Regions from separate parts of the Homo sapiens genome. Here region 1 is linked to region 2. A link is an interaction called in ENCODE POLR2A ChIA-PET data of the cell type or tissue named here. Cell type or tissue: Caco-2. All regions are shown on one strand. Links, peaks and the distances in the headings refer to the core of each region. The heading gives the core; the rest is flanking DNA.

What was found. Peaks named below come from ENCODE experiments on the same cell type or tissue, not always from the same donor. Only the 100,000 strongest peaks of a DNase experiment are listed, where the experiment ranks them.
Region 1: POLR2A ChIA-PET joins it to region 2 with 7 read pairs; 6 of 35 experiments call an interaction of 5 or more read pairs at or near these places.

Annotation. Positions count from the first base shown.
Region 1 is chr7:105,886,507-105,902,389 of GRCh38, reverse strand. No RefSeq gene overlaps it. Among named protein-coding and RNA genes, the nearest start is that of ATXN7L1, 18 kb to the right of the region's middle. RefSeq lists a silencer at 13,834-14,030. In Caco-2, for the core only: no CTCF peak of the experiment used is centred there; no DNase peak of the experiment used is centred there.
Region 2 is chr7:105,991,479-106,007,361 of GRCh38, reverse strand. CDHR3 (cadherin related family member 3) reads right to left here. Exons shown (of 19, transcript NM_152750.5): 5 at 12,517-12,611; 6 at 11,008-11,112; 7 at 5,752-5,900; 8 at 2,675-2,864. LOC107986833 (a long non-coding RNA gene) reads right to left here and starts at 10,996. Exons shown (of 2, transcript XR_001745316.2): 1 at 7,912-10,996; 2 at 6,370-6,939. In Caco-2, for the core only: no CTCF peak of the experiment used is centred there; a DNase peak (open chromatin) is centred at 10,071.

The DNA of each region.
Region 1 (15,883 bases), core at 5,419-9,418, 100 kb after region 2:
GTACATACTGTCGAGGACACATATATTAGATAATGGATCTGGCCCATGTTCGTCTTAACAAATTATACTGTCTCACTAGTGTTTGTTCTTCTACTGCTGGGCTAAGTGTTTGAATTTCACTTTCATTTAAGATTTAAGGCTGGACATTATACTCCAAAATCATTCCTGGCCTTTATTGATTAGCACTGATATAGTGCATCCAAACTGAAGATATATGACACCCAAGTCACACTGGGTTTTCAGGCCCTGTTTTTCATCTATGAATAAGCACACTGAAAGAGTTTTGTTTAATATTATTGAAGTTGAAGCATGTCATGTTCATTTACTGATATGTAATTCATTATGAGCAAATGCTGACTCTAAACGTGAAGTCACATGAGGTGTACTCCCTGTGATTCTATGCTATTTAGAAATGATCCCTTCTGTGGCCGGGTGTGGTGGCTCATGCCTGTAATCCCAGCACTCTGGGAGGCCAAGGCGGGTGGATCGCAAGATCAGGAGATCAAGACCATCCTGGCTAACACGGTGAAATCCCATCTCTACTAAAAAATACAAAAAATTAGCTGGGCGTGATGGCAGGCGCCTGTAGTCCCAGCTACTTGGGAGGCTGAGGCAGGAGAATGGCATGAACCCGGGAGGCGGAGCTTGCAGTGAGCCGAGATCATGCCACTGCACTCCAGCCTGGAGACTCCATCTCAAAAAAAAAAAAAAAAAAAAAAGAAAAGAAAAAAGAAATGATCCCTTCTACTAAGTATTTTTGAATATTTCAAAATACAAAAAATTAACCCCAGATAAATAAAATAAAAATGTTTGCTCTTTACCAAATTGCCATATTCCATCTTATTTGGAAAAGTCATCAATACTTCACAATCATCAATGCCAGATGCCAGTGAAAGTGGTGTGGATGGGGTATATAAATAGCAGTCATTAATATTTCTTAGAATGCTAATGACATTTTGTCTTCCCAGATAAGTCAGAGTCTGAATACATAAGTCACCAAAGCACAGTTTGTCATAGAATTCTGACATAAAACACTATCCAAGCAAGTTTCCCAAATAAACAAATTATCTGGAGTGTTTACTGCTCCCACGATCCACTTAACAGCTTCATGAGTAGCCAATAGGAAACAGCAATGGGGATCTTTCTGCACCCAGGAAATAGGTATTTGCCAATAAGAATGAGAGCAACTTGAAAGGGAGAAATTCCGTGCTAAATATAATTTCTGTGCCCATAAAACATCTAACAGAGCACCGTCAGAGGAGTGTATATTCGAGAGAATGAGAAGACAAGCTACAGACTGGGAGAAAATATTTACAAAAGACATCTGATGAAGAATTTTACCTAACACATACAGAGAACTCTTAAAAACTCAACAATAAGAATACGAACAACCCAGTTGAAAAACTGGCAAAAGATCTGAATAGACACCTTATAAAAAAAGACACAGTTTATTGTCACCTAATTCTGCTCCTGGTGCTTTCAGGGGTGAAGACTCTGTGTGAGTTCCTTGGTTATAGAGAGTCTTTGTATGGTGGCTTTCTCAGCTGCTGGTTGTAGCAGCAATGTGCTCACTGTCTCCTGTGGGGTCAGAATGGCAGAGGTCTCTCAAAGCTTATCTTGTTCTCCAGTAGTATGCATTTTTTAATTTTTTCCCTAGCACTTTATTTACTGGGTTGAACAGGTTGAGCTTCCAGCCAGAAGGGGAGGTGTCCACAGGTAAAAACCGATTGTGGTGTCCGGGCACAATGGCTCACGCCTGTAATCCCAGCACTTTGGGAGGCTGAGATATGCAGATTGCTTGAGCTCAGAAGTTCGAGACCAACCTAGGCAACATGGTGAAACCCTGTCTCTACCAAAAGTACAAAAATTAGCCAGGCATGGTGGTACAGACCTGTAATCCCAGCTACTTGGGAGGCAGAGGTTGCAATGAGCTGAGACTGTACCACTGCACTCCAGCCTGGGTGAGAGAGTGAGGCCCTGTCTCAAAAAAAAAAAAAAAAAATTGGTGGCTAAAGCAAAGTGGGTAAATGCAATACCCAATGATGGGTAGAGGTCCCAGCCCTAATAGAGGCAGCTGAGGGAGCTCTCAGTGAAATGCACGGAGGTCTTCTCAGAAGGAAGGGACGGACACCTCAGCTCCCCTGAAAGTGATCCACCTCCTAGTCACACTCCTGACCCAGTGTCCCAGCTATTCAGATCAGACAGACACCTCTTTTCATCTGCAGGAAGGCTGATGTTCCATGTTGAGATGGATTGTGACTCTACCCCTCGCGCAAGCCTGCAACTGGAGGGCACGCTGCCTGTGGAGAGGCAGCCCCGCTGAAGTGTTCAGGAAAGGCTATCCACAGGTGCACCCCATGGAACACTACTCAGCCATAAAAAAGAATAAAATAATGTCTTTTGCAGCAACTTGGATGCAGCTGGAGGCCATTTATTCTAAGTGAAGTAACTCAGAAATGGAAAGCCAAATACCATATGTTCTCACTTATAATTAGGGGCTAAGCTATGGCTATGCAAAGGTATACACAGTGGTGTAATGAACTCTGGAGACTCAGAAGGAGGTAAGGGGGAGGTGGGAGAGCAATGAAAAACTACATATTGGGTACACTACTTGGGTGACAGGTAAAATAAAATCTCAGATTTCACCACTATACAATTCATCCATTTAACCAAAAACCAACTGAACCCCAAAAACTATTGAAATAAAAAATATATATTTATATAGCTATATATAGATATATAGCTAGCAAAAAAGCATATAAAAATGCTCCATAGCATATGTCATTAGGGAAATGCAAATTAAAACAATGAGATACCCCTACACACCTATTAGAAAAGCCAAAATCCAAAACACCAACAATGGCAAATGCTGGTAAGGATGTGGAGCAACAGGAACTCTCACTGACTGCGGTGCAGATGCAAAATGGCACAGTCACTTTGGAAGACAGATTGGCAATTTGTCACAAAAATAAATAGATTCTTACCATACGATCCAACAAGCATGCTCCTTGGTGTTTACCCAAAAGAGTTGAAAACTTATGTCCGTACGAAAACCTGGATGTGGATGTTTATAGCAGCTTTATTCATAACTGCCCAAACTTGGAAGCAACCAAGACATCCTTCAGTAGGTGAACAGATAAGTAAACTGCCGTACATCCAGACAATGGAATATTATTCAGCTCTAAAAAGAAATGAGCTGTCTCAAGCTACAGAAAGACATTGAGGAAACTTAAGTGTATATTGCTAAGTGAAAAAGCCAATTGGAAAAGACTACATACTGTTAATTTCAACTTTGCAACATTTTGGAAACGGCAAAACCATGGAGAAGGTAAAACAAAACAAAAAAAAGGTTGCCAGGGATTAGAACGGTGGGAGGAATGCCTAGGTGGAACACAAACTATTTGTAGGGCAGTAAACTACTCTGTATGATACTATAATGATGGATACATGTCATTAAAAATGTGTCCAAACCCACTGAATGTACAACACCAAGAGTGAACCCTAATATAAATGGTGGACTTTGGGGGATAATGAGGTGTCAGTGTTGCTTCATCAACTCTAACAAATGTACCACCTCTGGTGGGGGATGTTGTTAGTTGGGAGTCTATGCAAGTGGGTGGGTATATGAGAAATCTCTGTACTATCTGCTCAGTTTTGCTGTGAACCTAAATCTGCTCTAAAATACAAAGTCTATTTTTAAAAGCATATGTTCAATAAACTCAATTAATATATTTAATGAACTACTTGTATGTGAAATGATAACTTAAGTTGCACATATGGCAATTTCAAAGCCTCTACACATTTGGTTAAAATGGTTATTATCCAAAGACCTTAAAAACAACTATATGCAACTCAGCTCTACTATTCTGCCCACAGAAAAATGCCACCCCCGGGTCAAACAACCAACCACAACCAAATTAATTTTGCCAAGTAATGGCAAAGGCTCAATCAGCGCCAACTCCAACTAGAAATGCCACCATATGCCTCCATTGTCCTGGAAGGTGGTCTCAGGCTCTGAAAAGCAGAAAGTAATGTGTCTCCACTGAATGCAGTCACGGAAATAGACCAAAGAAGTTTCTGTAATCCTGGAAACAAAGCTAGACATACCATTTCAGTATAAAGGGCAGATTCTGAACAGCCCAAACACTATCAAACACCATTATCAATGCCACACCTATAGAGTTCACAAGACACACACCATTTGTGGGAGGTGTAGCAGGAAAGTCCTTATGAAAAGATCAGTGCCTCTCGTCTGAAATTAAAGACATAAATGTGGGAGAACACCTTATGCAAACAATTTCTCTTCTAGAGATTAGAAAGGCATTTTCTTGCTGGTCAGAAAGATGCTACACAACTACCGTCAGCTAAAAGACTTAAAAAAAAAAACCACATAGGGAAAATAATTTTACCATGCCTCAAGAGTTCTGAGAAGTTCATGAACATCAAAATAAAAAGTGTACATAGTTTATGCATCAGGGTATGCATTGGAGTTTGGAAGTTCAAATTAAAAAAAAAATAAAAAGCATACAGTCCAGCTCCCAATCTGAAGCTCTACCAAGATCTAAACTTTTAATCTTGGGTTCTTTGAAGGACCTTGAAAGGCATTTAGTCCAACCTGCTACCCAATGCAAAAATCTCTTCTAAAACATATTTGATAGTCATGCTGCTTAGAGAGAATTTGCTGTTTTCTAAAACTCCCCATTCCAATGTTGGATTGGCCTGTTGGCATGTTTTTGCTTACTGTTAGCAAAATGTCATTCCATCTAACTCCTAAACCCTGGGCCACACCCTTGCTTCTAGAACTAGAGACTAAGAATGATCCTTCTTCCTGGCTCTAGCATTTACCAGCTGCGTGACCTTCAGCAAGTTACTGAACTCCCCTGTGCCTCAGCTGTATCTACTGAAAGGGAGATAACAGTACCTACCTCCTAGGGTTGAGGTAAGAATGAAATATTAGCACAGTGCCTGGCTTCTGTTGAGCACCCAATAATTATTAGCTAGTATTATCATTAGCTATTGCATACAACAATCCTTCTGATGACTATGAAATGGAAACTTCTTTATTAGGCTTGCAAGGAATAGACATTCTCAGATTACCTTAAATCAGTGATTGTCACTCTTTCTGTGGAATGCTAGAATTTGGGGTTACACACTTGAAGGCTTAAAATGGTATCCACAATTGTCCTGGGATTCCTCTGGTCCCCATCCACATGACTGCTATTTGAGTGTGTCTTTACTTCCCTCATAGCCTCTGTCTTTGAAACCCAGGTCTTTTTTCTTTGGCACTACATTGCCATCAGGTTCCACCTCTGCTGCCTGAACTCTGACCTGCAGCAGGCTAGACTCTGACTCTATCCCACATCATGCGGTGCTCAATTAGCAATCTAGCTTTCCAGAACTGTATAACAACAGAAATGCTCCCAAAAAACATCTTACACATTGCAGCTCACTTGGGAAGCATTTAAGGCAATAAAATAAACCATCACATATCCATTGAAAAGCACTGCCTTAAGTAATAGGGTTTATTTGGGGCCAGCCTGGGAAACAGAGGGATCTGGAATCTCAACCTCAAAGCCAGACCGCATGGAGACTAGAGCTGGTTCAGGAGCTGGAAGGTTGCTTAGGATACAATGTGGCTCTAACAACTGGGTTATACCAGTAAATAAAATTGCCATCTGTTGAGCTCTTAATATGGGCCAGGCACTATGCCAAGCATTTTACAAGTGTTAGCTATCTTTTTTTTTTTTTTTAAAAAACCTGCTTAAATTGTGGAATAAAATACTCTTAGAGTGTTCAAAACAAATATACAGTATAATGAACAATCACAAAGCAAACACTTGTGTAACTACCTGGTCTGTCAAGAAACAGAAAATGCTCAAGCACTGCAGAGTCCTCTCACTCTGAGCACTCCCTTCAGGCCCCAGGGCCCCTCCCTTCCTAGATGTAACCACTACTCTGATGTTTGTGATCATTGTTTCCTTACTTTTTTTTATAGTTTCCTCAACAGTCTATGCTATATAATATCAATATATAACTATATTATATAATTTATAGTTTAGTTTTGCTTATTTTTGAATTCTAAAGTAAAATAATACATATTATTTCTTTTGTTCAACATCGTGTTTATAAGATTCATTCATATTGTTCTCTATAGCATAGTTAATTCCCTCAGTGCCGTATAGTACTCCATTATGTGAATATATCACAATCTACTTACTCATTCTACAGTTGATGGGTATTTGCACTGTTTCTGAGGCCATGATAGCAATAAAATTATGGACATGCTTGTATGTGTGTATATGTATATACACATACATACACATATATGTATATGTATACGTGGTATATATGAAAAGTTCCTCTTATATACATACACCCAAGAACAAAATTACTGGGTTGTGTACCATGCATGTTTTTAGTTTTATTCAATAATGCCAAGGTGTTTTCCAAAATGGTTATACTAACCTACATTCCATCAGCAGCATACAGATTTCCTGTTGTACTGTATCCTCACCGACAGTTGGTATCATCCGATTTTTCACATATGCCTCTCTGATGAGAGTATAAAATATTTAATTGGAGTTTTAATGCCTGGTTCTTTTAAACTTTAAATACATTGAATCACTTTATGCATTCATCTCTATCTTGCTTCTTTAGCTCAACGTTGTGTTCATAGGATTCGTCCACATTGTTGCATATGGAATCTCACTGTGTTTCTCTTTATTAATGATGTTGATCATCTTTTCATTTTTTTTGACCATTTTACTATCCTCTTTTGTTAAGTGTCTGTTCAAGTATTTTGCCTGTTTATCTACTGGGCTGCCTGCCTTTTTCTTACTGATTTGTAAGAGACTTTTGTTTTTTTAAAAAAGTCTGGAGACCAGTTCTCTGGTGGTTTTGTGTTGTGAATATCTTCTTTGGTATTCACGCACATCTCTTTAAAGCTCACAACAACTCCGAGAAATAAATACTTTAATGTCTATGAACAGAACAATCTTAGAGAAGTTGGGTGGCTTGTTCAAGGTCACTGAGCTAGTTAGCACAAGAGGTGGGAAATCAAACTCAGATCTGCTCAGCTTGAAAGACTGGCTCTTAAGCATTCAGCCATACTGGGAACAGAGGTCATCCATCCCTCTCTAGCGCTATATGGGTCTTCAGCCCCTTCTCCTGCACCTGCTTCTCTCTTCTCTCCTTGTTTCCTTGTGACTTTAACTTACGACTTCCATTTCCTGCCCTCTCCTTGTGTGGCCTTTCTTCTGACTCCCCAGCTCCAAACATTGCCACTCACTTGGGTTCTCCTTCAAACTCCATGAAGGACATCTCATCAGCTCCATTTGGCACTGCCCCTTCATGGGCAGGCTTTCACTCCAGACCACGTTATGGCCACGGCTCAGGTACTTTCCCACTCCAATCAGCTGTGGCCAGGGTGGCAGAATCCCATGGTCAGCCTGCCTTTGATAGAGCTGCGGGCATGAGAGACAAGGGTGCAAAGGCTGCTCTCTAAAGCAGGTATCTCCTCTGGATCTTCACTTTTTTGGCCAATCATCACCTGCTCCTTTGACATCTCATCATCCCAATGATAACTCCCATTCCATCTTTCTTCCAGGACACTGCCTTCTTCCTCAGTCCCCACCTAAGCCCACTTAGGCATCAGCTTCCATCAGTTCTGTGGCCTAAAAAACGGTTAAATGTAGCCACTCCTCTCCATGGCCAGCCTCCACCCGAGTCCAGGCTACCATCATCTCTCACCTGGACTCCCAAAATAGCTACCCCAGGTGCTCTTCACATCTACTTTTCCATCTTCCCAGTCCATTGCCTGTACAGCAGCCAGAGGTACCTGTTCAAAATGCCTATCTCATCATGTCAGCTTGCATGAAATTCCCTTTGGCTTCTCCTTTCTCTTGGGATAAGGACCAAAACCCTCAAGATGAATCGCAAGGCCCTGCAAGGTCTGGCCCATGCCTCCCTCTTCACTCCCCACCTGGCTCTCTGCTCTCTGCCCCTAGGGAATCTGTTCAGTCCTGCTGATACACCAGGTTCCCTCTACCACAGGACCTTTGCACTGTCTACACTGCCTGGAATGTTGAGGCTGCAAGAAAACATGTGATCTCATCTGCACTCTCACTGAGGTACATCCTGAATGGTAAGAAACGTGGTATCTATCATTTAAATTTTCCATACCTTTTGATACAGTATTTCCACTTCTTTTTTTTTCCTTTTTTTTGCAAGACAGAGTCTCGCTCTGTGGCCCAGGCTGGAGTGCAGTGGCTTGATCTCGGCCCACCGCAACCTCCACCTCCTAAGTCCAAGCAATTCTCCTGCCTCTGCCTCCTGAGTAGCTGGGATTACAGGTACACACCACCACGCCCAGCTGATTTTTATACTTTTAGTAGAGACGGGGTTTTGCTCTGTTGGCTAGGCTGGTCTCAAACTCCTGATCTCAGGTGATCCGCCCATCTCACCCTCCCGAAGTGCTGGGATTACAGATGTCATAGTGAGCCAGCGTGAGCCACCACGCCCAGCCAGTATTCCCACTTCTCTGAATCTGTGCTTTAGAAATATGACCACAGGCTATATAAAAAGGTATGTAGAACAATTGTTTGCAAATCCTTATAATAGTGAAAATGGAAACGGTATGCATTTCAACAAGATATTAGTCAAATAAACTATAATGCATCCATAGCATGAAATATTATTCAGACATTAAAAAGAATGAGGTAGATTTCCTTGTGTTCATGTGAGAGGATATCCCAGATATATGAAGCTAAAAAACAAAATTCAGACGTGTATGATTCCCCTTTTATGCTTTAAAAATACATTGCATGTATATTTTTAAAAGTTACAAAAACGTGCACAAACTGGTTGACAGTGGCTACGTCTGGGGAGGGAGGATGAATTGACAGGGCATATTTTTTCCTATGTTATGTATTTCAGTAATATTTGATATTGCTATTTTATTACTATAATTTTATAATCTGAAAAAATCTAATACAGTGAAAAAGATATGTGTATAATTAAATCTGCCATGTCTATCTTCTCCCTAGAATGTCAGCTCTATGAAGTCATCAAATGTTTCCATCCTATTCACTGTTATTTACCCCAAAGCCTAGTCAGTGCCAGGCACATAATATGTGCTCATTAAGCATTTATTAATTGAATGAATAAACAAATAATGAGCTGTTTCTGTGACCCCATAAAATGTGATACCCACTCAGTCCTCCACAAACAGACCCCTGGCTACTTCCTCCCTGGAGTTGTACCCCACAGTTTAAAAAAGTTGTAAAAGTGCTTGACTTTTTTATGGCAGTCACATCATGCTACGTGCTGACACTCAGCTTCAGGGACTTCACACCAGTACCGCACTCAAATCAGGTTCCCATTCTTGACTTAGGCAAATACTTGTTCTCAGACCCAAGTCAGGACTTCACAGTTTGTCCCTGCTGAAGTTCATTGTTTTGTTCATGCCTGTCAAGGTATTTTGAAACTCAACCCCTGACTCTAACCCAGTACACATCCTACAAGCTTTATATTGCCTGCACATTTATGATGCATTACGTTTTCTTCCAATTTAATTATAAAAAATGAAAATTGTACAGGGCAGAGCCTAGGACAGAATCCCACAGCCCTCCCTGAGCAATGATATCCCTGTTGACTTAGAGGGGTCTGGGCCTTCTGTTTGCTTCTCACACACAGGAAGCTCATTCCCATCTCAAAGCCTCTGTGTTTGCCACTCATTCCACTTGGAATGCTCTCCCTCCAGATGGTAGCTCCTTCATGATCTTCAGGACTCAGCTCCAAGGCTTTCTCACCAGAAAGGGCTTCCTACTACCTAGTCTAAAAGGATCCCCGTCCGCCATTCCACATTATCCTGTTTTGTTTTCTTTAAGGCACTTGTCAATTGCTAAAGTTACCTTGTTCATATTTTTCATTTACCTATTTATTAGCTGCTCCTTCCCCCTACCCCAGTGTCAGTGGGGATATTGTCTGCCTTATCCACTGCTCCAGTGCCTGAAGCACTGTAGATTTGAGTAGTCAGTCAGTATTTCCCATGTGACTGAATAACAGACAGAGTTGGTCAAATACCTTGACACCTACTTGCACTGTCTTCTAGACCCACGTCTCCATTTTACCTGCAAGGATGGTCCTGGGACTACTGTATAACACATTTTCTTCAAGTTTGGAGGAGTCAATAAACACAAATTTATTCTCTCATAGTTCTGGAGGCCAGAAGTCCCATACCTGTTTCAGTGAGCCAAAATCAAGGTGCCAAAAGACCTCACTCCTCCAGCAGCTCTGCAGGGAGAATCTGTTCCCCACCTCTTCCAGTTCCGGCTGGCTGCGGTGTTCCTCAGTGTGTAGCTGCCTCACTCCAATCTCCATCGCTAGCATCTTTAAACCTTTCCTGCTCCATCTTTACATCGCCTATTCCTCTGCGTGTGTCATTATTTCTCTGTCTCCTTCTTATACAAGGATACATTTAATGGCATTTAGGGCCTAACTGGCTAATCCAGAATAATCTCTCCAACTCAAGATCCTTAACTTAATCACCTCTACAAAGCCTTTACCAAATAAGGTAACATTCATAGGTGTCAAGTATTAGGACCTGATATCTTCAGGGGCCACCATTCAGCCCAACAGAGGTTATTACTCATTTTGTGAAATGCCTTTGGAAAACTGAGACATACGATGTGTCCAGATTTCTCTTTTCCACCTCTCGGGTAGGGCCTGCCACAGAGGAGAGCTCTGTAAATGCTTCTTGAATGAGTAGATGAATAGAAGATGTTGTTCCACTCTACCATTCCCCACCCCAGCCCTCAAAAAGAGAAAAGAATGGGTCTATGACTCCTTTAGCATAACTGGTTTCCCCAGTTCACAGACCCTTGAGAAGCTAGGGGGTTTCGGAAATGGGGAAGCTCTTCATAACTGGTGGCCATCTGACACGCTGCCAATACCTATTGGGAGGGATACAGAATTACTGAATGAGCAACAAGACTAAAATTATTTACAAATGAGCTTTGCCCACTACAGAGGGTGTGGGCTTTGCTCATATTTGATTTCTCTCTCTCCCCAGCACTCTGAAGAGGGTTGTATTGTAGCCAAATTAGTTCTTTGGCTACTGAATAGGAGGATGGGAGAGGGAGACCAAATGGCACTGGATAGACAGAAGGAAATTAGTTTATCTTCTCCAAATAGAAGGGACCCCTGATGCACTTCACATAAAAGTACAGCATCTTGGGAGGAGGCCAATTAAACCCCTAACAGGGTCATTTCATAATAAAAACTATTCTCAAGCCCCTGGTCTGGACCCCAGAGTTGGATCAGAAACCTGGTTCTCTGCTGTTGGAGCAGGTTATTCTACAGTTAGCATATTTATTGCTCTTTCATAATTCCTTATCAAAACCAAACATTCACTCCTTGGTGCTCATCCCCAAGACACCCCACCCATGATGGAGTTCTCTTGATGTATCTACCTTCAAAGACAAAGAAGGGGTTGAGATTCACATGTGGTTCAAGCCAGCACACCAGCATAGGAACCCAGATGCAAACTCAGGCACAATGGTCCTAGCTAGAGCAGGATGTGCACTTGTGGGGCAGGCCCTCCTGACCATGGTGTGAAGCCTGGGGACGCCATTCCATGGAGAGCTGCTTGCTTTGGGGGAGCTACAACAGGCTGTAGCATTTTCTTGACTATGTATTAGAATCCTGGGTTGGTGCCACAGTTTTCTGGAAAACACATCAGTGCAATTATAAAGCACATCAATGGGACAACATGATATATTCAGCAACATTCTCAACAAACTAGTCCCTTTGACTCCCATTATAGCCTTCTATTATACAAATAGAGGCACGTGTGGTTTGTGGTTGAGGAAAAGAATGCTCATCGCTAGTTCTTACTTGCAGTGACTTATCTGTGAATTTCTAAAGTGCCTAAACCCCTTCTGAAGGATATAATGAACCACGGAAATGGAAACAAAAATTATCTCACCTATGTGCAATGCCCATACTATAAAGTTTGAAACAAGGAGATCAAGGGTTTTAGAGCATCAGATAAGACTGTAAAAGTTTCACAGGTTAATTTTGTTGCAAACCTGGTCCTTTTAAAAAGTACAAAACTCTATAAAGGAAGAGACTGATAGATATAACTGTATAAAAAGTAAAGACTTCTGAATCTACATAAATCTACCTTATCTGTATACACATAAATCTACCATAAATAAAGTTAAAAGACAAATAGCAAGTCAGGGAAAAATCTTGCAATTTATAACATAAAGGGGTATTTTATTTAAAATATAAAGAGCTTTCACAATTCATTAAGAGAAAGGTGAACACTCTAAAAGAAAGGTAGGCAATTTACAAAAAAATGAAATACAAATCATCAATAAGCAGAGATACAACTGAAACAAGCTGGAGATGAAATTCTCTCCTCAGACTGAAAGATGAAAAAGAATCATCCATACAGCACCTATGAGGCCATGAGGAAATGGGAATTCTCATACACCCTGGCAAAGTTTGGCAATTTCAAAATTGTAAATGTGCATCCACTTTGACTTGGCAATTCCATTTACAGAAAAGCATCCTAAAGAAATAATCATAGGCTGGGCACTGTGGCTCAAACCTGTAATCCCAGCACTTTGGGAGGCTGAGGTAGGTGGATTACCTGGGGTCAGGAGTTAGAGGCTAGCCTGGCCAACATGGTGAAACCCTGTCTCTACTAAAATTACAAAAAAATAAAAAATAAAAAATTAGCCAGACGTGGTGGCAGGCACTTGTAGTCCCAGCTACTTGGGAGGCTGAGGCAGGGGAACAGCTTGAACCCAGGAAGCGGAGGTTGCAGTGAGCCTGGGCAACAGAACAAGACTCCATCTAAAAAAAAAAAAAAAAAAAGAAAGAAAAGAAAGAGAAAGAAATAATCGTAGATGTGCAAAAAGATTTAGCTACACACAACATTTACTGCAGCACTGTCAATAACATATAGAAATATTAGAAAAACCTAAAAGCCAAAACTGGGGATTAGTTAAAAATATTATAGTTTAAGAACCAATCACTAGAATATTATAGTCTCTAAAAGCAACTATTTAAAAAGTGATTATATTGATCTATATTGGCTGTGTTATCATATAGTTCTAGATATTTAATATATATAAGGTGGCTTGGTTTGGAGATTGGGGATCTAAAGGTATATAAATATATTATTGATAATGCGTGGCATTATATATATATATCAAAATATTAACACTTATTTATAGGCTTATAACTCTTATTTATGCCTTTCAATTCCTTCTGAGTTTTTTGCAACGATTGCTTTCTGCGCAAGGGAAAAAATACAACTATTTCATAAAGACAGGATTCACATGTGGGCAAATACTCTTAAGCTGGAAACATCTTTTTTGGCCACTGACAACTCACAGAGTAAACAAAAAAGACTAAAGTGCATCATTTAAAATTAGGGTAGCCATATAATTTATCATCTAAACCAGGACACTTTTGATTCTGAAAGGGGAAGCTATTAATAATTTTACTGGGACAAGTAGCATAATCCAGGACTTCCTAGGCAGACTCAGCTGTTTGGTCAGCTTACTTAGAATGAAAATTTTATATACTCTGTCTACAAAAACGACCCAGTGTTGGAGCTTTCAAGGGTAGGCCACAAATGTAGAGACTACCCTTTTATCAGTATGATTGGTTGTAGTTTTTAAACATGCCAACCAGATGGTTAAAGGATTTTGAAAAGTTCATTTTTCTCACCTAATTAGCTTGTTTGGATCGACAGAGCTCTAATTTTAGAGATTTGCTCTTGATAAAAAGTATTTCTCAAAGAAATATACCACTTAAGACCAGGCGCGGTGGCTCATGCCTGTAATCCCAGCACTTTGGAAGGCTGAGGGGGGCGGATCACCTGAGGTCGGGAGTTCGAGACCAGCCTGACCAACATAGAGAAACCCCCCTCTCCACTAAAAATACAAAATTAGCTGGGCGTGGTGGCACATGCCTGTAATCCCAGCTACCAGGGAGGCTGAGGCAGGAAAATCGCTTGAACCCGGGAGGCAGAGGTTGCAGTGAGCCGAGATTGCGCCATTACACTCCAGCCTGGGCAACAAGAGTGAAACTCCGTCTCAAAAAAAAAAAAAAAGAAAGAAAAAAAAAAAGAAATATACCCTGTGACTAAGAACACATTGTATTATTAGCTATACTATGTCACATTGCAGATTTTAATCTTGGAAACACTGTGCAACTCTTTTAAAGTCTTCTTGATTCCAAACTTCCTGAGACTCACCTGGTTTCCACTAAGGTCTTTATACAGGGAACTGTTATCTCTGTGACCTGAGGCTCTTACTTAAGATGGCCACTATTCACATCCTTCAGCCTTGGGTCACTCTGCCCACCAGCTATTTATATCCTCCCTGCCTTTCACAGCGGGGCTCAAGTTTCTCCTCTCTCCTGAGACTTTGCTGCCCACCACAGCCATCCGTGCTGCTCAGCCTCCTGTGACATTTCCTACCTGCACATCAGATCAGCATCTTCTCACAGGCTATCCTGTTTCCTAATTATTGATTGCACACAATCTCCCCCAAACTAAATAAGCTCCTCGTGAGAAGCAACTATTCTTAGTCTATACCACGTGGCACTTGGCACTGGGCCAGGCAAGGTAAGTCTGTCAACCTCTCTTATCCCGATTATAAAGTGGGGGTTGTAATTCCTTTGTATACTCCACCTCCAACACGAACTGGGGTAGTAACTAGGCATTATAAGAGATAATTTTTTAAATTAGCCAGATTCCCTGAATGCCAGGGTATTTGTGTAGGTGGAAAAATCAAAGCCTTCTCAACTGAAGCAAGGCCTTTTCCTCTTTAAAACACCGTGAAATGACACACACTACAGATTCAGAACAAACTTAGAAGAGAACAAATCTGTTGAAGAATAGTGTCCCATGTGTTAAAAAAAATGGCTGCGTAGGTACAAAGGATAAAAGCTTGGACAGGCTGTGTTAACATCTGCAATGCTATCACTCCCATCTTACAATATTTTACTTGTATTTTTATTCTCCCTGTAGAAGGCCAATATGGAGCTCATCCATTGATCAATTCCCCAACATTTGTGCCCACCTTCCTAAGAGTCCAGAACCTGCCATTACTTGGCATCGATTACAACCTAAGCAACGCATGTTGCTAAATCAATCATGGGTCAATCTATAATTGAAATAACATTCTTTGCACCTCCCTGCTGCCAAATTTATTAAACTAATACAAATGTCAATGTCTCTTTCTTCCAAGCCTAGCTTAGGATGACTTAAGCCCTAACTGAAGTGTGAACAACCAAAATTAGATACCGAGGCTCTTATATTTATTCCATGACCCAAGGCACTATGTTTCTCATATACAAAAGAAACCTTGGGAAATCTGCCAACTCAAATGTATTACTTGTAAATGGCATCACTCTGCAATACCAATGTATAACCACACATGTGGTTGGCAAGGGAGGGTGACTCCTTTTCCAGCAAAAAGTAAAATTCCCAGATGAACTGGTAACACATACAAAGGGACATCAATGACGCCATTCTTTCTGCTAGTCCATCTAGCACCTGAGTGAGCATCAGGAAAAGGCTCACCTGCTTCAAAAAACTACTTCCATCTGTTAGAAAATAGTCTTTATATTCCCAATTTTGTTAGAATAAGCTACTTTACTGCCATCTGCCAGAAAAATTATCATAATAAATCTCTGATGTCTGTGATTTGAACACTGACTCCTTAGAAGGGACACAATTGTGCAGTGTACAACCTACACAGCAGTGCTGGCCAGGTGTTTAATAACTTTGGAATATAGTAAACCAGTAGGGGGGAGCCATGCTTTATTTTACTTCCTCTCTGAGCCTCAGTTTCATCAT
Region 2 (15,883 bases), core at 7,661-11,660:
TTTTCTGAGGAGAAATTCAAGACAGCTGCAGAAATTTACATAAGTAACAAGGAGCTGAATGTTAATCACCAAGACAATGGGGTAAATGTCACCAGGGCATGTCAGAGACCTCTGTGGAAGCCACTCCCATCACAGGCCCAGAGGTTTAGGAGGAAGAAACGGCTTCATGGGCCAGGCCCTGGGTCCCTCTCTTGTGTGCAGCCTAGGGACTTGGTGCCCTGCATCCCAGCCGCTCTAGCTTTGATTAAAAGGGGCCAAGGTACAGCTCGGGCTATTGCTTCAGAGAGTGGAAGCCCCAAGCCTTGCCAGCTTTCATGTGGTGTTGAGCCTGCGGCTGCACAGAAGTCAAGAATTGAGGTTTGAGAACCTCCGCTTAGATTTGAGAGGATGTATGGAAATGCCTGGATGCCCAGGCAGAAGTTTGTTGCAGGGGTGGCCCCTCATGGAGAACCTCTGCTAGGGCAGTGCAGAAGGGAAATGTGAGATTGGAGTCCCCACACGAAGTCCCTAGTAGGGCACTGCCTAGTGGAGCTGTGAGAAGAGGGCCACTGTCCTCCAGACCCCAGAATGGTAAATCCACTGACAGCTAGCACCATGCACCTGGAAAAGCCACAGGCACTCAATGCCAGCCCATGAAAGCATCCAGGATGGAAGCTGTACCCTGCAAAGCCACAGGAATGGAGCTGCCCAAGATCATGGGAACCCACCTCTTGCATGAGCGTGACCTGGATGTGAGACATGGAGTCAAAGGAGATCATTTTGGAGTTTTAAGATTTGACTACCCTGCTGGATTTCAGACTTGCATGGGGCCTGTAGCACCTGCATTTTGGCCAATTTATCCCATTGGAACAGCTGTATTTACCCAATGCCTATACCCCCATTGTATCTAGGAAGTAACTAACTTGCTTTTGATTTTACAGGCTCATAGGCAGAAGGGATTTGCCTTGTCTCGGATGAGACTTTGGACTGTGGACTTTTGAGTTAATGCTGAAATGAGTAAAGACTTTGGATGACTGTTGGGAAGGCATGATTGGTTTTGAAATGTGAGAACGTGAGATTTGGGAAGGGCTGGGGCAGGATGATATGGTTTGGCTGTGTCTCCACCAAAGTCTCACCTTGAATTCCTACATGTTGTGGGAGGGACCTGGTAGGAGGAAATGGAATCATGGGGGCAAGTCTTTCCTGAGTTGTTCTCGTGATAGTGACTAAGTCTCATGAGATCTGATGGCTTTATAAGGAGGAGTTTCCCTACACAAGCTCTATCTCTTTGCCTGCTGCCATCCATGTAAGATGTGACTTGCTCCTCCTTGCCTTCTGCCATGATTGTGAGGCTTCCCCAGCCATGTGGAACTGTAAGTCCAATTAAACCTCTTTCTTTTGTAAATCGCCCAGTCACAGGTATATCTTTATCAGCAGCATGAAAACAGTCTAATACGGTATCCATCCAGGTCAGCGTCTTGGAGCACAGAGCAGGGTGGAGACTGGATCTAAAGGGATAAGTCAGGGGTGCATCCAGAACAGAGTTTAACCGTTTTGATATCAGACTCGAGGTCACATGGATCCTTTAACATTATACTGGGCATGCCATTTGGGACAACAGGGAGACATTCATGAGTATAATAAAGGAATTTCTATTTCTCCTGCTTCTCCTAGGCAATCCTGGTCTAGGGTCCTTTGTCCTCTGCATGTATTGGGTCTATGTCCAGAGTCGCCTGGAGAAAACTTACAAAACCACTCAAAGATAAACTCAGGAGACTCTCCCCATGGGGACATCTGGAGCTGAGACTCACCCTGATCTTCAGCCTTGCTCCAGATACAGGGCTGTCTCTTAGCAAGGGCTGCTGTGGAGTTGCTCCCCACAACCCCAATTCCTCCCAAAGAGCCCTCTTCAGCCTCTCAGGAGACCAGAGACTGGCTGGAACAAAACCTCAGAGACGAGGCTAATATGGGCAAGTACTAATCATGTGGCTTTTTGACAAAATAGTAGAAAGACAATATTGTTTTCAAAAAGCTTATTAACCCAGAATCACAAGGGACTTTATTGTAAAATAATAGCAAATAGATTGTAGGACAAAGAATGAGTCAAAATATACAAGATCACTTGTATCCCACTTGTATCTGCATTTTTTCCCTTTCGGATGTCTTTTGTTTATATTCAATTAAGTTGTGTAAGGTGAATTCGATGCTTTGTTTGGTTTTACCTAAGTACTTGGTTTGATTTATTCATCTGGCTGGTGGTATGTTTTCCTGGGAGTTCCTATTCACTGATCCTAAGTCTCAAACGTCTATTATAACTGCTAACTAACAGCCCCATCTTGCCACCCGTGGCAATAAACAAAGAACAGGCACAGTCCAGGGAGGGCCTAACAAGTCCCTGTGGTCCTTTTCACCAACAGAGATGAGCCAGATATAGAAGGGAGCAAAATAAAAAATAATTCTTAAGAGTAAGAAAGTGAACAAGGGAGATAATGAAGAAGGAAAATGAAAGAGAGGGAAGAAAAAAGGACGATAACAAGGAAACCTGTGGACAACAGTGAACAGTTCACATCGATTTATTCTACTGAGCTGTTTCTCCAAATGCTTATAATTCTCCTGAGAATATACCAGAGAAGCAGAAGGGCAGAGGGCCACCAAAGAGATAGAATGTCCAGCCCAACTTTCAAAGTGTGCATACCTGAAGGTGAACTTTTGGCATGTGGCAGGATTGTCGTTGACGTCTTCCACAATGAAGGTTATCTGGATGCGATTCTCCTGACCCCCATATGGTCTGTCCTTCACTAGAACTTCCAGGGAAATGGTGGGATTTTGTCTCAATTCACCTGCATCTCGGTCTATCCTTTGGGCCACTTGGATTGTACCAGTCACTGAGAAAGCAAAGGTTAGAACGTGACCCTTTGAAGAGAAATGAAAAGGAATACAGAAACTTGGAGAAAACTGGAAAAGACCATTCGAACATGAGGAAGAGCTTATGCAGAGCATAATCTCTATACAAATACATTTTTGAAAACCCATTAAGTTCCTGTGTTAGACATTCATTGGGGTATCTGGCCTGACCCTTCTAGGATTTTTCACACTGTACTTCAGAGTTGGGTCCCTGGTGGCGGCCCTTGCCCAGAGTGGACTGGACTGGTGAATAACTGACTCCAGCTTGACCCAGAGGGCTCTCTTATTGGAGAATTTATAACTGAAAGGCACACATTGGAGGATCAGTCAGGCTAATAGTGGAGCTACAGAACCAAGGTCCCTGGAGCAGCACTGGGTCACATCCTTTCTATGTCCCCATCTTTTTACATTTTCTTAAGAGATGCACAGAATCCTGTTGATAGATGTGCCTGCCTTTTTTTTCTTTCTTTTTTTTTTTTTTTTTTTTTTGGTTAGGTTGGTTTACCTTAGTTTCTGTTACCTGCAACCAAAAAATCTTAATAAATATGCTCAGAAAAAAACCAAAAACCTCACTCTACTTGTTAAAAGTTGAATTTCGCAACACTAGAGTGAACAGAATTCTCAACCATGGTTGTCCCTACACTATCAGCTGACAGGGCATCAGGATGTTTTCAGAGGCAGTGCACAATTATTGCCTTTGCCTGGCTCTCCTGGGAATAGGTGTCTTTTGCCCGAAAGCCTAAGGAGCCAACAGGACATTGTTTTTCTGGCATTGTCTAAGGCTGGACGTCCTTTTTGGTGATGCAATCAGGACTTATAAAGGTGGGACAGTCCGGTAGTGGTTAAGAGGACAGGCCCGAGGAATCAGGCAGCTTAGGTTGGTACTTCTGCTTCATGACCTACAAGCTGTAAGACCTTGAACAAATTGTTTGACCTGCCTGAGGCTCTCCCTAGGCCTCAGTTTCCTCATCTGTAAAATGTGAATGATGATAGTTCATTGAGTTGCTATCTTGAGTACTTGAGATGAGATGTATGTGAATAATCACTCAGCATAATGCCTGGTGTGTACTAAGGCCCCAGAAAAAGATGGTTATAGAAGAGCAGAGAAGTCCCCTTCAGAGATATTCAGATGGAAAAATAACTCCCATCAGTCTGGCAGATTGACCAAGATGACACTGTCCCATACAGTTACCACTAGTCACATGAGAGTTATTGAGCAATTAAATGGTGCTAATCCAAATTGAGATGTACTGTAAGTACAAAACATACAACAGTCTTCCAAGACTCGGTACCAAAGAAAATGATATGAAATATCTCATGAATCACTTTTTTTTTTTTTTTTTTTGAGACAGGTTTTTGCTCTGTCACCCAGGCTGGAGTAGAGTGGAATGATCATAGCTCACTGCAGCCTTAAACTCCTGGGCTCAAGGGATCCTCCTGCCTCAACTTCCTGAGTAGCTGGGACTATAGGTGTGTATCATGACACTCAGCTAATTTTTAAACTTTTAGTAGAGACAGGGTTTCACTACGTTGCCCAGGCTGGTCTCAAACTCCTGGGCTCAAGCAATCCTTTGGCCTCAGCCTCCCAAAGTGTTGGGATTACAGACATGAGCCACCATGCCTGGCCATGAATGACCTTTAAGTATTGATAACATGTTGAAACAATATTTTATACATGTTAAAAATACCTAATTAAAATTAATTTCTCCTATTTCTTTTTACTTGTTAAAAATGTGACTACTAGAGACTTTGAAATTACGTAAGTGGCTTCATTCTATTCCTATTGGACAGTGCTAATATAGCCCCTCTCTTCAGAAGACTTCAGGGAACCCTCAGGATAAGTAACCCATCCATCCTTACACACCTGCCTTTGAGAAAAAGGTGATGGGATTCAGGACATATTACCCCAAAATATGGCACCTTGGCATTTGAGAAAACAGCAGTTTTGAAGCAGTCATAAGAGCTTCATTCCAGAGGTAACCTACCTATAACTGGAGGAAAGGAACATCCTATTCTGGAAGACAGAGATGCCAGGAAGAATCTGAACAAACGGACCTTGCTAAATTCTCCCAGGTTTATCACACCCTTTTGTCCTCCAATCATACTTCTCCATAATTACTCACTTCATCAAACTGAGCATAAAAACACATGGGTTTCCCTGTTTCTTTGAGTCTTCATTTCTGAAGGCTCTGGTGTGACATAAACTTAACATTAAATGAATTCGTATGCTTTTCTCTTGTTAATCTGTCTTTTTTTATAGAGGTCTCAGTCACAAGCCTAACAATGGGTAAGAAAATAAATCTCTTCACTGCCCCCCACCCATCCCCCACAAAGGTGAAGGGTGACATAGCTGTCAACCCTGTTTAGTTTGCCCAACCCCCATGCCAGCTGCTTATAATACATCTATTACCTTGGTAACCAATGATGACCCCAGACAGAAAGACATGCCCAATACCAGAAGATAAGAAAAATACAATTGGCCCTTTGTATCCATGGGTTCTGCATCCTCAGATTCAACCAACTGAGGATTTAAAATATTCAGGAAAAATAAATGGCTGGCTGCATTTGCACTAAACATATACAGACATTTTTTTCTTGTCATTATTCCCTAAACAATACAACAACTATCTACATAGCATTTGGTATTATAAGGAATCTAGAGATAATATAAAATATACAGGGGGACATGCATAGGTTATATGCAAATACTAAGCCATTTTATAGAAGAAACTTGAGCATACGTGGATTTTGGTATCCACGGTGCATCCTAGAACCAATTCTCATGGGTAACGAGGGACAACTACATTGTAAGACAATCCACATGGCTGAATTAGAGGATGCACTTAAGGATGGAAGTGAGTGGCTTACACTGATTTATCATGAAATATTTGCTAACAGTGGTAATGCTGTAGAGGAGGTGGCTGGGAAAACCTTCATCATCAGGATCCTCCGCTGTGATATTGGCCACGATGGTTCCTGGACTCAGTTCCTCCAGGACTGTGTACACTCGTGTCGGGCTGGAACAGAGATACAGCAGACACAGCTAATTTCCAGGGGCACGGGAAGGTAGCATCTAGGCGATTGGTATTTTGGTTAGTGCTAAATATAGTGCAGAGCTGTTCAAGTTGCATCAACATGCTCAGAGGGAGAGCACAGCAGTGGAAAGGAGGGGTGGCTGGCTTTTGTATCCCCAAAGACCACATCCCTGTGGATGTGAAGAAAGTACCACGCTGTCATTGCAACAATTTACATGGGCCACAGTCTCTGACTCTATGCACCTCTGCCTGATGTCATTTCAGATCAGCCTTGGCATTAACGTCTTTTGAAATAAGGACAGGTGGCCTATCCAGCTATCTTTTCTCATTTTCCCACGTTTTGTGCAGATGTCCCTGGATTCTTTTAGATATCACTGTGTCCAGAGTTACATGCCAGGGTCATGTCCAGAGCTGCGGGTTCCCTCCCTTGTTCCTGACTCCCATCCCATGGCTGCCACCAGAAGCCAGAAAAATTGTAAAGCTTCTCTATTCTCATGTGTTTGCTCACTTTTTTTTCTTCCTTGTCTTTTTTTTTTTTTTTTTTGCCTGAGGATATAGAATTTATGCACAGAACTCGTGCACCTTTCCAAGTTGCATTAATCATGAGGTCAGCTCTCTGAACTGAGAAATAGGTCCCCTGAAGAAGACCAGGCCCCATCACTGTCCTTCTTGCAAGATAACCCCAAATCACCAACTTACCCATCTTCCTCAGACCTTCACCAATGCCTTTGGAACAGGCCAGTAATGAGACTGATAGGTTGGGAGTTTTAACTAACTATACATTGAGTAATTTTGAATGCTCTAAGGGAGGCTTATTGTTTAAAACAACTCTGCAGGAAGTCCTTTTGCTGAGGGAAAATCATTTCAGTGGGGCAAGTAGTCACCTCTAATTTCCCAGTTACCCAAGTGGAGGTCTTCCCATGTGGGATCTTCTTTGAAAGGGGTATAGTACCTCTCAGATCTAAGTGACGGCATTCCTTTCGTGAGCTCAGAATATTTCTGCTGTGCTATCTCACCATCCCTATAAGGTAGGTAGGGCCAGAGGAAGGAGAAATGGCAGGGAATCAATAGCTAAGTCAGGGGCAGTCAGAGAAAGGCAGGAACCAGGGCTTCACCCCAACCCTCCCTACCAGAGCTCCTCCCTGGATCCAGGGTCCCCCCACATCTATTCACAAGGTGGACTTCTGTGGGTATACTCCATTGCTGGAGGAGAGTAATCATGTTCAGCCTAAGGTCACCCCAGTGTCCCACTGAAACAGGCCCATTCATCCTTTCCCTTACTTGACATATCCCCTTCTCAGGCAATCTGTAATGCTGCCCCTGATGGATCTAGGAATAGACAAAGTGGAATGGGGCCAAAGAGGTGGGATGGCAGGAGCCAAAACCAGAGCCAGGAGGGAAGGATATGGCCCCAGCGCCCCCAGGCTGGGCCAAGCCCCTCGGTCCCTTCTGTGAATGCCCCTGTTGCTAATGTAGTATGTTTTTGCTTTGGTCATCATGAGCGGGTTCTGTTAACTTCCAAAAAAGAGGCCACTAAGATGCCTGTGCTAATCACACAGCCATGAGCTACTGCTCCAAGCATGCTCCTAGTAAAAGCATCACCAGGGAGCTGGTTAGACATGCAGACCTCAGGCCCACCCACCCCAGCCCTCTGAACCAGGACTGGCTTTTTCACAAGATGCCCAGCTAATCTGCATAGACTTTAATGTTTCGGAAGGATGATTATAAGGTGATGCCAGAGGTGGCAACCACAGGCTCCCAGCCTCCCCACGGGACAGAGAGAGGACACCTGGGGAGGAAAAGCCCCTTCTTCCCATCATCCCTCCTTCCTTCTCAGGCAGTGGTTCTCAGCTGGGGGGCCGGGGGTGGTGTCTGAACATGTTTGATTTTCACAACTAGGGGAGACAGCTACTATTGATGTTTAGGGGATAGAAGCTGGAGATGCTGCTACACATCCTCCAATGCACAGGACAACCCCTCTACAATGGGGTACCTGGCTCAATGCCAGCAGTTCCGCTGTTTAAGAAACTCTGCTCTGAAGGCTCATCTAGTCCATGCTGGGTGCTCCAGGAACCCAGATCCCCACGAAGGGAACTGGTCAGGCTACTGGCCACGATGCAGCTCCTCAGGCGAAATATTCTCTCCTTGGCTAACCTGACATTAAGCCTGGCAGGAGATAAAATCTTTAGTCTATTTGATTTTTGAATCCAAGATACAGGTATGTATAAAATATCATTCAACGGAGACCACAGTTAAGAGCTATTCAAAGCACAGTGAAGCTAGGTGCCATGCAGCTACCCTGACACAGTAAAGCTCTGCTACCACTTGTATTCCCACATCCTTCTTCCCCGTAACACCTGACCCCCAGAGCTTGGGCCAGTGGCCACACTCACAGGGAAGGGTGTGAATGCTGGGAAGCCATGGATGGCTTCACCACTATGAATGAGTATTCAGTAAGTGCCCAAGGTGTGCATGACACTGCCAAGCACCAGGTGGAAAAGGACTGAGTAAATACAAAAGAAATGGGCAGGAGGGGAGAAAGACCTACCTACCCAACTCTAAAATAAAGTGCTGTGCACACACAGCAAGCTCTGTGCACAGGGAAACAGTAAATATGTCAGGTGCTTTTTTTTTTTCTTTTTCTTTTTCTTTTTTGTTTGAGATGGAGTTCTGGTCTTGTTGCCCAGGTTGGAGTGCAATGGCATGATCTCAGCTCACTGCAACCTCTGCCTCCTGGGTTCAAGCGATTCTCCTGTCTCAGCTTCCTGAGTAGCTGGGATTACAGCCACCATGCCTGGCTACTTTGGTACTTTTAGTAGAAACAGGGTTTCACCATGTTGGTCAGGCTGGTCTCGAACTCCTGACCTCAGGTGATCCACCCGCCTCAGCCTCCCAAAGTGCTGGGATTACAGGCGTGAGCCACTGCACCCGGTGTGTCAGGTGCTTTTATAATAAAATGTTCAACTTCAATAATGGCAGACTCCTGGAGCATGCATCCTGAATCTATAAAGCTTTCTGACATTTGTCACCACCAGGGGTAAAATGGGGAGACATTTTCAAGAACAGACATAGGACTTGCTTTGGTTGTGTTAATTGCATGCGTTTAACAAATAGTAAAGATAGAAAGGCTGTCTGTACATTTTACATTTGTATTTCAGGCTCAAACTCAGTACACTTGAGTCTGTTTGAAGATTTAATTTTGTTAATCCTGAATTAAAGAAGTTATCGTTAGTGCTAGCACTGATTTACAGGAAAAGGAGGCTGAGAAGCTCAAGGGAACCATGAAAGCCCTCCAAGTCAGCACGTAGTTTGAAACCAAGCAAATCCTTTCAAATTTTGATGGCTGAGGGATGAGGTTGACCCTCATTGACTGCCTGAGCCAAGCCTGGGCAGCCACCCTGCCCCCACTCCTTCTTTTGGAGTGAGGCTCTGGCAGACACACCCTCACCTTCATCCAAGGAATGCTGTTTGAAATAAAGTCGACTGACTTAAAAAAAAAAAGACCGTCACACAGATCATGCTATCTGCTTGGGGATGGAGCCCAATATGTTCCTCTTTCAAACCTAAAATGAGAACCAGAGAGTTCCAGGCTGACCTCTGGGTGCATCCCACGCCAGCGAGGGTCATGTTCTCTCTCTCTCTCTGCTAAAAGTCAGTTTCTGTATTTTGGAAGATGTGATCCAAACCAGATGGTTTACAAGCTCTGCCCCTGGGGAGGACTTATTATTTTCCCCTTTGAAACCCCATTAACCTTCCTCCCCTCCTCCCAGATGGGACTTGTGGGGAAGGTGTCAAAGAATGCATCTGCTCCAGCCCTGCAGCCATCACCTTCCTCTGGGGGTTCTTGAAGAATCTGCAGAGCTGTGTGGGCCCATACCTGAGCCTGAGTCCGGGCTGGGATGTCATAACTGTTAATAAGCTGCCTAGACTTTGCTCCAGGAGCCACCTGTCAGCCCAAAGGCACTGAGCTCTCCTTCTGAACCTAACCCAGCATCAGGTGCTGATGGAAAGCATTACATAGCCATTTAATAGCAGCAGATAAATTGAGGGTCAAGGATTGAAAAAGGAACTGCAGCCCAGGCTGCAGGGCTGGAGCAGACGCATTCTTTGACACCTGCAACTGGACTGTAGACTATGTTAACATCCAGAAGTTGTGCAATTGTGGTGTTTGCCAAGTGGCACCAGGTTAGTCTGGGAGTGAGGTTGCCTTAAATACCTCGCAATCTTGGAGTAGTTTTGCAAGTCCTCTACCCAGCTCTGAGGCCTAATGGTCTTTTATTGGTGGAGTATCCTGTGCTGAATCTATTCATAACCGTTCATGCTGTTAAAGGTGATTTTGCCTTTCCTTGTGGCTGGCTTCTATGCCCATCTCAGGGACTGGGGCAGGCAGAGGCTCTGTAAGCAGTATGCCAGGCTGTTTGCAGTGCCATCTACTAGCTCAGAATCCCATCTTTTCCTCCTAAATCCCCATCTACAATAGGCTCAGATCTTCATTTTGTGCCTGGGATAGTGCCAGGCACATTTCCACAAACTACCCTCCACCCGATGCATTTACCCTTCCCACCTCTGCTGGACAGAGGAGCTGCCAGACACAGCCGGATCACTTTTCTGGATCCACCATGGCAGGAAGAAACTTTAGAGCAGCCAGTAACAGGCAGGCACCGTGAAAATAGCCCTCTCCTCGGTGTGAGGATAACATACTAGGAGCGGGCGTTAGGGAGTCGTGAGTGATGATGCATGCTCTGGGACTCTGCTGTTACTAAAGCGCGGCACTTTATTTTAAAAGCACCCTCTGCATGTGCACAGTGCAGGCCACACCCCGGGGCATGTGTCCACCCCTTCTCCCCACCATATCCAAAATCCCATGGTGCATGTGAATGTGTGGGTACAGGAGGCAGAGGCAGCAAAGGTGGAAAACAGCAGTCCAGAGGCCCAGATAAAGACTCTGAAGAGCACGTGCCTCTAATCTTTCCTGCAGGCCACAGCAAAGGGCATCCCTCTGCCTTGTATTAAATGTGCCGGAGGAGACGAGGCCGCCTAAGAAGGACGCACCTGCGGCCCAGGGAGTCCTGCATGCCCTCAGGCCTACCTGGTAAAGCGAGGGACTTCGTCGTTGAGGTTCACGATGTTCACCTGGAGCTCTGTGGAGGCTTTGAGGCCTCCACTGTCCCTCACCTCCACGATGAGATGGAAACTGCCAGGGAAACATTCCACGTGAGAGAATCAAGCTTTGCTGGCACTACTTCAAAATAGGATGGGGAAAATCATGGGGTGGGAGGAGTGAGAGCAGACCCTGCCCCTTTGGTGGTGAGCCTCTCCGTAATGCCCCCACAGTCTCAGGGCCTGCAGGGTGACCTTTCTCCCCCCGTCTCCAAACCCGCTGGCTGCTTCTCATTCTGCAGGGGCTATTCACCACCATTGTCCCACCAGGCCAGCATCTGCTCAAGCGCCATGCTGCACATCTATCCCGGTGTTTTTCACAAGATCTCTGGAAAGTGCATATCACTCCCACTGGAGGGAGTGAGGCCCCCATGGCTCACATGGCTAGCTCTTGTTCCCACACCCGACGCAGAGCCAGGAGCCTCACCTGCTTCACCCCAAGGCCAATGTGTTGTCATCCACTTCCCCTCATCAGCCCCTTTGCTTGGATGGCTGCCTTTCCCAAACAAGATGGGGTCTGAGAAATCTTGTATAGATCACCCTTGACATTAATGACTACATCTTAGAAAAAAAATGCCATCTTCCATTTCAAAAGGCATCAAGCCAACAGGGTCCAGATGGTCACCTAATCAATAAAGACAACACTCAACCAGATAAGGGCATAATCCTTTACTACCAGTCTTCGCCAGTGGACTCAAGGGCCATAAAACGAGCAGGACTTCACCGGCTCGACAAGGCCATCTTGACAGACCCTGTCTTGCTGTCACTTGTAATCAGCACCCAGCATCTGCCCAAATCAAAGACTCTTCCTTGCAAGACATTGATGACCATCTGGATGTGGCCAAGACACTCTCCGTGTCCACATCACCGTCCTTGGTCTGGTTTATTAACCTCTTTTCTCATGATGTTAAATGTTACTTTGTTTGATGTGGAATGTTTAATTTATAACATTTATGTGCTGATGAAGTATACTATGTATGGTTTACAATACTGACTGACCTGTGGAGTGGCTTGAGCCTATGTGCTCTGACTACTGAGTTAGCAAGAGGTCTAAGGAGAGTTGCCTCCTTGGGAATTCCATGTAGCTCATGGCTTTTAGGATTGAAGTAGCATCAGTGAAAACCTGACCTTATGGAAAGACACAAATGTGCATGGACCTGGTTATGTCTGACCTTGCACTGCTCATGACACTCTTGTACTTGGGCACCCTCTCCCATACTGTCATTCTTGTTCTCTGGAGACCAAAAGAGGCCTCCCAGACAATTGCCTTATTCCCCATCCCTCTCTGGGGTTCACTACCATCTGAACTTACAATGACGCTGTAGACTGCTCAAGGGGCTCCCCCCAGCTGCCCTCAGGTTGCACTGTGACCTATCCCTCATGTTTTCCTTGACCCTCAGATAAACAGTACTTCATGCAAGGTCAATAGCAAGACTACCTTCTGTGTCCTGCTTCAAAGTCCAATTCTGTTGTGGAGAAGAGGGTGCCATTAGCAGACATTCTGAAGCTCTTTGGGGGAGAAATCAGGAAATACTAAAAAACAAGGGAAAAAAATTGATGAAATCAGCCCACCTGCCCACCCTTCCCCAGAAGATGTGTGTGCTCATTTCCTATTTTATGTTCTTAGCCCATGGAACGTTCTCGATGCATCAGGATGCGGTTCAAAGAGCAGTTATCCAATTTAATCGCTCTTGAATACAGAAACTTCTGGCTCTGTTGGTCTGAGCCCTGGTTGACCACACCCTGAAAAGCTGGTGAGTGGATCTTGTTCTAACTACAGAAAGCATATAAAAGGCCCCTGTCAAGGCAGGCTCTGCTTCTGAGTCCAATCTTCTTATCCCTATCACTGTGTTCTCACTCCTGGACAACTTCTGGCTTTGATTCTATGCCTTGGCTTTAACCAACACTGTATTTAAATACAGTGTATTTAATACAGCTACTACCCACTAGGTAATAGGACTATACCTATTACCTATTTAATACAGCTACTATACCTATTTAATACAGCTACTACCCACTAGGTAATAGGACTATACCTATTACCTATTTAATACAGCTACTACCCACTAGGTAATAGGACTATACCAAAGTGAGTAGGATCTGGTCACTACCCTTAAAAACAACTTACAATATAGCAGGGCGCAAAATGCATGAGCATCAGTTATTGAAATGCCTGAAGGAACAAGGGACAAGGGTGAGCTGAGAATGAAACATAACAGGGCTTACAGTCCAGGTTGGAAGCCAGTTTAGGGATTCAGAAGAGCTGTTTTGAAATCTAATCCCTGGCACGTGGCATAAGGAAAGTCCTTCCTACATCTTTGGGTAGTTGAGAGTCTTTGTCATCATAGGCTTCCAGCCCAGCTCTCTTGATGACACCCTGCCCAGATCTCCTTGATCTGATAGGAAGAGACAGGTTTATGTGTACAGCCCGCTGAGGGTGAGCCCATAGGAAGACCATGCCCGTGCCACCCATGGCAGCCCATCAGGATTGCTCTGTTTCTTCCACAATGGAGTCAAGAAAACAGGGGAAGAGCCTGGATCAGAAGAGCTTGGTTCAAGGTCCAAGTTCTTCTTCTTCTTTTTTTTTTTTTTTTTTTTTTTTTTTTGTGAGACAGAGTCTGGCTCTGTCACCCAGGCTGCAGTGCAGTGGTGCTATCATGGCTCACTGCAGCCTCCGCCTCCCGGGCTCAAGTGATACTTGCATCTCATCCTCACGAGTGGCTGGGACTACAGGTGTGTGCCACCACACCTGGCTAATTTTTTTTATATTTTTTTTTGTAGAGACAGGGTTTCACCATGTTGCCCAGGCTGGGCTTGAACTCCTGAGCTCAAGTGATCCACCTGCCTCTGCCTCCCTGAGTGCTGGGATTACAGGCATGAGCCACTGCGTCTAGCTTAAGCTCTGGTCCTCACCACAAGATCTGGGACAAGTGCCTTTCTTGCCTATAACTTAGGGCTGATGTGACCAATTGCTCCTTCATGTTATTGAGGATTAAATGAGAATGCGTGCCGTAAAATATGAAGGATCGCAGCAACGCTAGAGACTCACATGTTTATATTCATTTCTTCCAAAGGGCTTTAAGGTTAGAAGGTTTCATTATTTCCTGCTAGGATGAGGGATGTTCTATCCTCAAGGCCTTAGATCTCTGGATCAGATCATCAGTGGAGGTTTTGCAACCACAGCCACAGCCCCTGAAGTCTAGAATCAAAGGAAACACCTGCCAAGGTTTCCAACCCAGCGATTTGCTGTGTTATGATCGCTGCTGAGCTCCCAGCACAAGAAGACAGTGTGCACAGAAAATAGATTAAAGGTCTCCTTTGAGGCCAATATAACGTTTTTAAGCCATTTTTAAAGTTTCCTTTTGTTTATTATTTAATAATGTTTTTCTAGTTGTATTGACCATATTTTATACAAAACTGAGGAAGACAGAAAAGTATAAAAAAGAAATGAAATATGCCACCTATTAAATCTCATTTTGGTGATTAGCCTTCTGTTCTTTTCTATGCAAACGTATACCCTCCAAAAATAGCAATGATGTTATCATCAAAATTATAATATCTGTTCATTGTGTTTATATCTTGAGCATTTACCCCTATTCTTAAGTCTTATTTTATAGCCTGGTTAGTTAACGATGGCACAGCATCCTACCACAGGGGTTTATTTTACTAAATCTTTCTTGCTGATCATTTAGGTGTTTTCTGCTCATTTTTAAGGGGAAATATTTGGGTGATGCCACAGAGCACCCTTCTCCCAGCCCCACAGATTGTGCAAGCACCTTGGCAGTACTCCCAGGTGTGGGGTTTAAATCCCAAGCCCCCCATTAACACTCCAGCTCACGGCCTGACAGCAATTGCCTAGGCCTGAAGTTGCCCACACACAGAGCAGTCCTCTGTCTTTGAGCAGAGCCTTCCCTGCAGAGAATCCTCGCATATCCATAAATCAGCACCTTAAGCTACATATGATAGAATGACAGGGTTTTAGAGACTCATGGGTTGGGGAGGAGATTTACTGTATGTACCTGAATCAGGGCGTCCTTCCACATGTGTTTTGAAATGCTCTAGGAGCTGGATCTCCAATTCTGGTTGGTCCCAAGCACTGTAAGGCCTTGGGATACAGAGAATGCAGACAGGCCCTACACTCCAAAATCTTATGGTCAACCGAGGGAACAAAGGTTTGGGGAGGTGCTCCAAAGGGGATACATACAGGATATGACGGGAACTGAGAAGAAGGACTCTTAGACTCATCTGGAATACAAGAGTCACAAATTAGGGTAATAAATTAAGTTTGGTGACTCTGGAGCCAGAATACCTGGATGTGAACCCTGGTTCATCACTTTGTAGCCATGTGAGTGCCTGCAAAGAGTAATAATACTAGGGCATGCCCCACGGGTTATCATATAAAGTGCTAGAACAATGCCTGGTACATGGCAAGCCCTCAATAAATGTTAACTACTGCTGTCCCATTAGAAGGGATCCATGAGGGAAAGGGCTTCATTTTATTCACTGCTATATCCTTAGTGACTAGCACATAATAGATGCTCAATAAATATTTGTTCGATGTTAAATATTGGGGTTTTCTTCTTGTTCATTTCCCATCTTAGTAAGACCAACATTCCCACCTTAGAGAATCTTAAAACAAAAAAGCAACAACAAAAAACCATCCTGTAAAACATTTTTTAAAAATATTTGAATGTAATAATGCTAGACTTGGCTTTAAAATCTTCTCCAGTTGGGCCCACAGTCTCAACAACTTATGCAGAAAGGAAAGAAAGGAAAAAAGAAAAACAGCAGCAGATAAAAAGGAT